Regions from separate parts of the Homo sapiens genome. Here region 1 is linked to region 2. The links are chromatin contacts, found by Hi-C in ENCODE. All regions are on one chromosome and are shown on one strand. Each heading gives the region's core, a stretch centred on a gene start or an enhancer-like site at or near the end of the contact. The rest is flanking DNA. Distances are from core to core; before and after follow the strand shown.

The links. A loop is a pair of places that touch in the nucleus more often than their neighbours do. Pooled maps may share reads with other maps.
Region 1: a pooled map shows a loop between it and region 2 (2.6-fold over the local background). The contact joins two enhancer-like sites. A Hi-C loop is called at or near these places in 2 of 168 maps with a recorded cell type or tissue (endothelial cell of umbilical vein and sigmoid colon) and 7 of 50 pooled maps.

The regions. Positions count from the first base shown.
Region 1 is chr9:16,530,050-16,535,059 of GRCh38, reverse strand. All of the region lies in intron 5 of BNC2 (basonuclin zinc finger protein 2), which reads left to right. Among named protein-coding and RNA genes, the nearest start is that of BNC2-AS1, 190 kb to the left of the region's middle. Within about 2 kb of position 2,224, at least 3 of the 41 ENCODE cell types and tissues checked have a DNase peak (open chromatin) inside an H3K27ac peak, as active enhancers do.
Region 2 is chr9:16,189,144-16,194,321 of GRCh38, reverse strand. No RefSeq gene overlaps it. Among named protein-coding and RNA genes, the nearest start is that of LINC03041, 85 kb to the left of the region's middle. Within about 2 kb of position 1,486, at least 6 of the 41 ENCODE cell types and tissues checked have a DNase peak (open chromatin) inside an H3K27ac peak, as active enhancers do.

The sequences.
Region 1 (5,010 bases), core at 975-3,474, 340 kb before region 2:
AATGTCAATTGTGACAAAAGTTAAAAATTTGGAAATCATTTTATTATCTACAGATCTACAGAAAAAAATAGGCAGATTTTTCTTTCCACCTAGATTTAATTTTAAGAATATGAATATTTGATTCATCCACATTTTCATCTTAACAGATACTGCTACATGTTTAACCAAAAGATTAGGATTTTTGAATGGTTTGCTATTTAGTTACGTTTCAGAGCCAAAGTATAAAAGTTTTGATTTTTTCTGCCATTTACTTTGTCATCTAGGTTAAACTCCTCCAAACTGTGAATGTTTTTTAAAGAAATCATATCTAGGTTATTTATGAAAATATACAAAAGCCATCTTCCTGCTGAGTAAATAGAAAACTAGTTTGTTCATGGTTTCTCTGTACTTCTTATAGATGGGTGGAGAATCATTTTTTTGTTAAAGAGTATACCTACCTACAAAAGACGATAAAGAGAGATACTTGGGGAGAAAGCAACTTAGTGCATTATTTGTTTCCAGAAGACAAACATGCAATTTATAATTTAAATTAAGATCAGGGTACATAAACTATTAAGTATGATAAATGACAATGTATTTCAATTTTATATTATGTCAGTTTAGAGAGACGGATTAAGGGAAAGGGTAATGAAGGAGGAAGAGAGACACAGATTTTTAGAAATGATTTTCTCATGATTTTTTATGATGTGGTTTTGCAACCATGGTACAAATCAGAATTAGGTTGCACAGTTAGATGTCCATTCCTGCATTACTATTGTGTGATTCTCTCCTTCACGGGCAGTCTTATTTACTGTAAAACTAAAACAGGGAGACTTCCACAATGTTAGATCGAGGAAGAAAACCATAATTGATAATGGTAAGAAAGCTTAACAGTGCCAAAACTAGTAATCCTCAAAATTGCATCTTCTAATATCACATCTAGAGCTCTTTGCATTGAGTAATATTTCTCTTTAAATCATAACAGTAGTAATTCATTCAGGATAGGACTATTTTAAAAAGCACTTACACCATTATTGGTTTAGCTGATGGTCACAAAGTCTACCAGTGTTAGGTAGACGTGGATGTTTTTAAAAACGAATTTTAGAAGTCAGACGTTTTTTGTAGTTACATTGAAATCTGCTGTATTACTACTAAGAATGATTGTCTTAAAAGTTGATTTTTAGATTATGTTTCTCTCTAATAAAATTCACTTCTATAAAATTTTGCCTGCTGCTATAGGAAGACCTATAAAAACATACATTTTAACTCAGAAATATTTTTCCTGCCTAATTATCTCCTTGTTGGCATTTGCTATTTAGTTACATTGTGCTTCCTTTTTATATGTGATTTACAAATAGCAGTAATGTTGAAAAATGTAATGTTTGTTTTAAGTTTATAAACGACAGATTGAAGTAATGAGTTTGTGGATGTACCATGAAATACAAATAGGCAGATTTTTCTTCCTACCTAGGTTTAGTTTTAAAAATATGAATATTTGATTCATCCTCATTTTCATCTTAACAGATACTGCCACATGTTTAACCAAAAGTAACTTATCCCTAAATTTTTCTTACATTTTAATATCTATAAGCTGTCTTATTTTTATTGGCTTTGATTCAGAATTATTTCTCTTTTATGCTTTATTCCTTATTTGTATTTTTATCATAGATCAAATGACAGTTTTCAACAACACACAGATTTGTAATGGCTAGAATCTCATTTACTAATTTATTATAAAAACAGAATAATCTAGGCATTAAAAACCTGTGTGCCTGATACTTAATCTTTGTGTTTGTTTCCAGAGGCATGCAGGGTGTTTCCTGTCCAAGACACAAACCATATATTTCATTTGTCATATCTAATGTTTTTCATATCCAGAAATCATGCTCCATGTTATGTTTTACAAGACTTCATAAAAATAAGTGATCCAAATAAAATTTATAGTTAATTTTTCTGTCATAGCAAAATTATCTCTTTCTCTTCTTTTTCCCACAAGGGTACAGATGGGATTATAAAGTTTAAATGAGTGTATATTTACAAATAAAGTCTTAAGTTTTGAAACTAGACAGTAATTTATTATTTAGACATTGCTAGCGTTGTGTTGGTAGCATTACAATAGCTTTCTAAATGAAAACAAACCAAGCAACCAGCCAACCCTGATTTGCAAGTGTTTGCTGATTTCTCTGGTGAAAATATCCCATGATGGCTGATTTCAGCCTGTCAACATGAGTCACTGAACATGGAGTTGGGAAGAGATGCTTAGTCACACATTATTATATGGTATTTCCACCATACCAGACGTAAGTAGAAGCAAGTAATCTTCAGAGCACAGATAATAGTAAAATGTAGTCAAATAATTATAAGAACATAGATAATAGTAAAATGTCAAATAATTAGAAGTGATGAATTTTGAGTACCTATTATCATTGTTTTTAATTTTTTTCATTGCATGTTTCTAAAATTTAATTTTTAATGTCGTCTGTTTGAACCACCAACTCCCAAAATTTCCGAATGTTTAGCAATCAGCTCTCATAGGCTGGCATGAGCCAGCCCTAGCACACTACTGCACAAAACCATTTCTGGTGAATAGGAAGATAGGTTGTGGTCAGTGTCTATTGTAGGAGAGGATGTCTTGTGTCTGCGTGCCCAGGGAGGAAAAGCAGCCATTTTCTGTTTCAGCTCACATTACTAAACACCACCTGGTCCCATAAATTTTGGTATTTATATTAATATAAGGCCTTGAATGAGAGCAAAATACCAGAGTCTTTTAATAAAAGGACAGGGAAAATAAATATTTTCATTACAAAGATTACAAAAATAAAGATTTTCATTGCAAAATTATTCTTATTTTTTTTTTTCTGTATGTCTCTTGGCTGTTGTATATCTCCCACTTGAATAATAAGCAGATCCTATAGTCAGTGCTTCCTAATGCCACTCCAGTATCAAGGATAAGCTACTTAAATAGTTTTACTCAACAGGATATATTGATAATTTATGTGTTAACAGAAAGTAGTAGCTGTGTTGTTACCAAAAAAAAAAGAACTTAAATCTTTAAAAATTTAATATGCGTTAGCAACTGAGATAACGAAATGAACAGTGTGGAGTTAAAGAATCTCATGCAACAAATGGCAGAATTTTAAGTGCATTTTGTCAAACTTCCCCATTTAAGAAGAGGGTGAGCTCCTTCCTATATTACTATTGGCAGCTTATCGGTGGTGTTAGTCAAGCATTTTGAATAAAATAATATGTTAAAAAATATAATTGATTTCTTTGGGGGAATACAGGAGATCTCTAGATAAATTCATTTAGATGGGTTGACAAAACTAATGGTGTGCATGATTAAGAAGAAAAATTTGACATATTCTGTGTATAACCCTTTGAGTATTAATTCTGACCAGATCACACTGTAAATAATGTTAACTGTCATAAAATAAACACAGCCGGAGTTTGCACCATATGTTTTATAATTATTTTGCAGCTTCTTTTTTTTTGTTTGTTTGTTTTTACTGAAAATGGAACCTACTGATAACTCTGTGAAGTTATGTTTACATAAAAGTAAATTATACTTGCACGTTAACAAACTTGGCTTCACAGACCAGTGTCTCTAGGTTTTTGTTTAAAAAAAAAATTAAATGAAAGAAAAACTTCTCCCTCTCTCGCTTGGTTTTTTGTTTTTTTTTTTCTTATTCCCTCAGAAACATCGTCTCAAACAGAAATCTGCTGTAGCATCTTGTCGCCGCTTTCTTGTTTTTGCACATGTGAAGGAGAAGCCTTTGGAATGCCACCCAGAGGAGGGAAAAGCCTAACCACTGAACTCACAGAGAGTGTTTGGTTTAAGTAGCCCTGGAGTGGCCTTTCAGACTGAGGCTACTGTGGTCTTCTAGTTTGTTTTTGTTTTCTACCTTCTTCCTTGCAAGTGTTTAACACTGCCAGAAATAAAGGCTCCCTTAGAACATTTAAGTAATTTTTAAAACTGTTATTATTTTCATAATCACCATCTCCTCTTGATCTCAGGGGAGGCTAGGCATCCTTGTTTATCTTTAATAGAGCCTTGGAAACTGATAGTGCCAATGGGAGGTGGGTGGCAAGTTTCGTAATATGCCTACCTCCTCCTGCCCCCTCCCGGCTCATTGCTAAATATGTCTCTTGGCAGATCTGACAATATCCATAATTATCAGGCACCGTGAGCCCTGCTGCAGAGCTGCTTGTGCATGACACCTGTCCAGCTCATGCTCTTCCCCTGCATCTCCTCATGCCTCGGCTTGCTGGCTGGCCGTGCGTCAGAGCAACAGTCTGCCGTTAGTGAACTCATTTCTCTTCTTGTCAGATTCTCAGACACCAGAAGTTCTGCCCACACAGCTTACAACATATACCATGGTTTGTGGTGCAATCTTTCACACAGTAGGCATTTCATAAACTTTTGTGAACAAATGCAAAAAGTTAATGCAGATATTTCTCTCAGCATTATGGTTTACATTCTCCCTCTATGAAGTGCTTTTCCCGCTCTTGACAGATTTCTCAGCATAATATCATGTTTTCCATAAAAGTGGATCTTGATCATCGCCCTCTCTCCTAGACAGAGAAAAGCCTTGTCAGTTTTTTTATGAGAGAGAAAATCCAGGGAACCCCAATTGGCTTTCATAGTGCTTAGCAATTCTCATGAAGGGGGTGAAATGTGGAGTAGAGAAATGTACAGTGATTTCTGGAACTTTTGTTCCAGAAGATGTTAATAAGGTGAAGTTGTTGTTAACTAAATTTTGCAGGTATAATAAAACTTGAAGATGAAGCTATATTCAGGGAGAAAATCTGCAAAGAGAGGAATTTCGTAAAGGGCAGGGTGAACAGTAATGCCGCTTCAGTAGTTCATGCCTGTGCATAGTCAACCTTAGAAAGGCTTTTTTAAAAAAAAAAACAAAAAACAAAAAACACTTCACTTTTTTGGCCAGGTGCGGTGGCTCATGCACTTTGGGAGGCCGAAGTAGGCAGACCACTTGAAGTCAGCAGTTCAAGACCAGACTGGCCAACATGATG
Region 2 (5,178 bases), core at 237-2,736:
AATGGCCACCATTGCAATTGTTTGTATGCTAATACACTGTGTTGCTGGTATCACAGTCCCCAGCGCTGTATGAAAGTCCCTTTCTTTCCTGAAACCCAAGCTGGATCCCATCTGTCCAAATGCCTGGGACTCCCAGATTATAGGATTGAGGGTCCTCAAAGATGATGTTCTTTAGGGACAAATATTTACCCAAAGTAGGTCCTTAAAGAATTCTGTCATTGCTGTCCTCTCAGAGGAGCCTGGCAGCACTGTCACAGGAGCATGGCTTTGGTAATAAGACTCTGTCATCATTAGGGAGCCATTTTATTTTTGTGACACTGTCATCCCCAGGTCCCAGCACACCTGATTACATAAGTGGCTTTTCTTTCCTGCCTCGTCTCTGTTATTACTTCTAATGTTTTTCTGCTTCTGAAGGATGGGAAGAATGAAGCCTATCTATGAACAAGGCCTCTAAGTTGGGGACTGGAGTAGAAAATACAAAACAACCTTTCCCTGTCTCTGTGACCAGCTGGACTGCCAGTGAGTCCCTGTTTTTATTTCTCCAAGCCCAGCTGAACATACCTATTTTATCGGTTGACTTTGTCAATGCAAAGCAGCAAGTGACACTGAAACACCTGTGTTTTGAGGCCCTGGTCATCTAAATTTGCCTGTGAAAAGTAGATGACACAGTAGCACAACACTGAATCCTCCCCCATGTTTTAGCCTGAAAGATGCCTTTGCTTATTTACTTAAAGAAAGGAGGGAAAGGAGTGGCAAACTGCCTGTGTCCTGAAAGACTTTAGGAGTTATTCCTGGTGCTCTCTTTCCGTGAACTCGGAGGTTTGGGGATAGGAGAAATGAGAAGGAAAGATGTGTCTCCAGAGTAAATGGTGAGATCTGCTCTCTCTGCTCCTGCCCACTCCCATATTGTATTCTCACTGAGGTCCTAACCAGCTGTTCTTAGAATGGGGGCTGGGGAGGGTGAGAAGTCTGCGGCCTCACTGATGCTGCTGGGGACAGATGTAGGTCCAAGGGTGATCATTTCTGCCAGGCAGAGGGGAGGGAAATTTCTGATAAAAACAATATAACTCAAAGAGAAAGGGAAGAACCAAAATCATGCCTGGAATGTAGGGAATTCACAGGGATGGGAGAGAAGATGAATAAAATGTCTGAAAAAGACACGGGAGGACAGGCAAGCAGCACATCTCCACCTCTGATTCTGCTCAACAGAACCCATCTCTTCCCATCAGACAATGGCAAATACCTGGGCAATCGTCAGCCACCTCATTCTCTGACCGGCTGTGAACCTAGACCCTCACAGTGTGTGTGTACATGTGTATGCAAAGCAATTAAAAAGGAAGACTGAAGACGAAACAAATCAATGTTTTTACAGATTCATAATAAGTTCCTTTCCATATATTTATTTATTTTCTCTTTCGCCACTAAAGATGCAACAGCAAACTTGCAGGGAGCAGTTGTTGCCAGAGGGTGAATCATGGCTCTATTGATTTGATTATGTAAAAGCTCAGAGGAACCTAAAGCCAGATACAGAAATATCTCATAGCCCTGAACCCTATGGGACACACACTAGTAAAAAAGCAATCTTTATATTGTTCCTGATAAAAGCATCATTAGTTTCCTCACAGTGAAACCATTTCTCTGCTGATACAGTATATGGTTTTCTTTTTCTCCAGAATCCACTCAGACATAATTAACACTCAGTTACTAGACTTGAGGTTCCCTGGGGTGACCTGCTCAAGTTGGGGAGGGGGGTGAGGGGCTAGAGATGGAAAGAAAGAAAGACTGAGAGAGAGGTGGGAAGGGAGGGAGGGGGCAGGGAGGAGAGAAGAGATAGGAGAAGGAGGGAGGCAGAGGCGGGTGGGGTGGGGGTACAGTATCGAGAATCTATCCTTCCTTGGCCTTCCTGAACACCGCCCCGTTGCCTGCACTGCGCGGGAGAAGAGAGCCAGCGCGGTGGCGCCCTCTGCTGGGCCTGCTTACCCTCCTCGCCACGCAATCTGGACCAAGCCCCAAGCCATGCAATTCCGGGGACGACTCTCTCCACCCCTCGTTCTTTGCTTCCTTAGGAATAGCACTCCAGCCATCGCCTTCCGGTGAGAGAAGTCTGGACTGACCTCTCTGCAGACAGACAAATGCCCACAGACGTGCTCACAGTTTGTGCTAAAACTGCAGCAGCAGCAGCAGCAACAGATAGCAATTATGCTGTGCCTCCTTGTCCCTGTCAGTGTAGGCAGTGGCTCCCTGAAAAGCCCTTGAATAAACAGTGTTGCTGGGGTCAGCAGGGCTGGCCTTGGATGGGATCTTAAGATTTAAAGGTTTGGAAAAATGGAACCTGGAAGGTCCTTCCATATCTCTATTTGACAGCTGGATGGCTAATGTCTATGAGCCCCAGGGACAGGTCCTGGCTGCCCACAGGAATGGGCTCTGGCTCAGAGAGCCTGCATACCAGGGGACTCTGTGTTCGTCTCCAACTGGGCCTCAGCTTCACTAAAGATAAGAGAAGAATGCCAAATGTATTGCTCATCCTATGGACTTCTAAGCAAATAATGGCCCTTTCAGGAAAAATAAAAATTGTTGATTTTAGAATTCCTGGATGTGAATTTGAATTCACTAAGACAGAAACCAAGTCACTTTACAAGGAGGCTATTCTTGCACCTTTCATGTATATTAACAAGCCCATGGATGTATATACAAACACATACATGCACACACACACACACGCACATGCATATGGTGGGTATTAAAACATAAATGCATGAACACTTTCACACACAGGGACACCCAACCAGAACCACATGTACACAGACCTCCAAACACATATATACAGATGTCTTCATGTAATCCCATATGGACTGCATCTTCCAGCCACAGACTCACCCTCCCCGCCTTCCTCCCTCTGCTCCCAAGTTGTGTGAAACTTGGGAAATTTCCTCTGGGAGTCATTCTGTTGCTCTATTGTTCCATCCTGAAGGCCCTTCCAGGGACCACTTCCCAGACAGCAAAGTCTCTGTGCTCCCACTGGCACCAGATCTCTGTACGTTCATTAGTTTAGGCAGATCACCGGGGATTTCAGTAAAGATTTCTGGAAAAATTTAAAGAGCAAAGCTCTGAGGTCAGGCAGGCTTAGTAGCTAACAGCATGGATTCTGAGCCAGATTGTCTGCATGCACCCTAGTGCTGTCATGCACTAGTGGTGTGCCTTGGTTGCCTCATCTATAAAATGGAAATAACAGTACCTGCCTAATGGGGTTGTGATGGTCATAAAATGGGTTAGTATTCAGAATCTGCTGGAACAGTATCTGACATATAATAATCACTACATAAATCTCTCTCAAATAAAAGTACATAACCCAGGCTGGTTGTGCTATTTCCTGAGTAATCCTGGGGTCCTCTTCCCCTATCTCTCATTAGGTAAAAGGAAGAAGAGAACACAAAGAAATGATGACCAGGGCCATGCACAGTGGCTCCCACCTGGAATCCCAGCACTCTGGGAGGCCGAGATGGTGGATCACTTGAGCCCAGGTGTTGGAAACCAGCCTGGGCAACATGGCGAAACCCCATCTCTAAAAAAAATACAGAAATCAGACGGGTGTGGTGGTGCATACCTGTAGTCACAGCTATGAGGGAGACTGAGGTAAGAGGATCACCTGAGCCCAGGAGGTCAAGGCTGCAGTGAGCTGGGATTGCACCACTGCACTCCAGCCTGGGTGACAGAGTGAGACCCTGTCTCAAAAAAAAAAAAAAAAAAAAAAAAAGGGAAGAGAAAGGAAAAGACATGATGACCAGACACATCCTTCATACTTTTTCAGTCTTAGGGACCCTTTCCTGTACCTCATTGATTAGCTTTATTATATGTTATAATAGCATCATGACCTGCAGTCAGTTTGAAAATCTGCAATGCCTCCTCATCTGCAAAGCCTCTTGAAAATCCCTTTTAGTGTACATGATTTTAAAAGTCAGATATAGGCAACTTTTAAACCTCATTTGTATTTTTATTTTACTTCAAGTTCTGGGACACAAGTGTAGAACTATTTGTTGCATAGGTATACGTGTGCCATGGTGGTTTGCTGCACCTGTCAACCCGTCATCTAGGTTTTAAGCCCTGCATATATTAGCTATTTGTCCCAATGTTCTCCCTCCCCTCGCCCCCACCCCCCAACTGGCCCCCATGTGTTAAACCTCATTTTAGACATTCATTTCAACCTTCTCCATTGATTTTTACCCCTCTTTCAAAAGTTAGAATTGTCAAAAAGTAGAATACTTGACTGTTTTATATTCCCTTCCTTATTTCTTTTTTCTTTCCCACTTTCTCATGGAAGTATAATTAACAGTGCAATAGCAGAAAGCATGGTGATTAGGGTCACAAGATAAGTTGGCCAGTGAGCTTTAAACCATCAATGCATTAGGAACAAAGCCAGATGCTGACATGATGGTCTTAGTAGGAAGCCTAATAATGGAACATGCCTCCATATTGATTTTCTTTAAATATCTGTTCAACATTTTTGTGGAGGAGTAAGGGAAAGAGAAAGAAGACAGTTAAGAAAAGTGATAGGTCTTTCCTTTGCTCTTCTAACAATTCTGCTCTGCCTCAAATTTGCATATGCCACTCAAATAAACAAAAGCTCTGCAGCAAACTAGACCTGATTTCCTTTGAAGATGAAAAGACATGCAAGTATTGTGAAAGCCCAACCCACTGCAAAGAACATTTAATTGAAATATTCCATCTACACATGTACTTTTGATGAATGCAACTTTTCTCATCTTGTTACATTTCTAGTAAGGTTTAGCATTCAAGTGATACTTCAGTGCTCCTATAGGAAGCAATGCCCCTGGAAACTGCACATAGACCCTACTCAGCAGCTGGTTTTGATTAGGAGGGAAATTTTTTCATAGATGCCTTTCTAGCTCTGGGTCAGAGAAGGCCCAAGACAGTGTCTGTGGTGGCATCTGTCCTCTGGAATGGCCCTGTGTTGCTCTTTGAAGGTCTTCTCATTCCAGGAATAACCTGGAAGACCCATGATTTCCTAAGTTGACATCCACACTCAACCCCCAGAGCAAGCTTGGTGGTTTCCACAGGAAAACATTTTTTGCCCTGGTTTTCCCCCTCAACCTCATATACCTAATTTATCTTTACAACACGGACTTTAAGAACCCACAAAATCTGCAGTGCCTTCTTGAT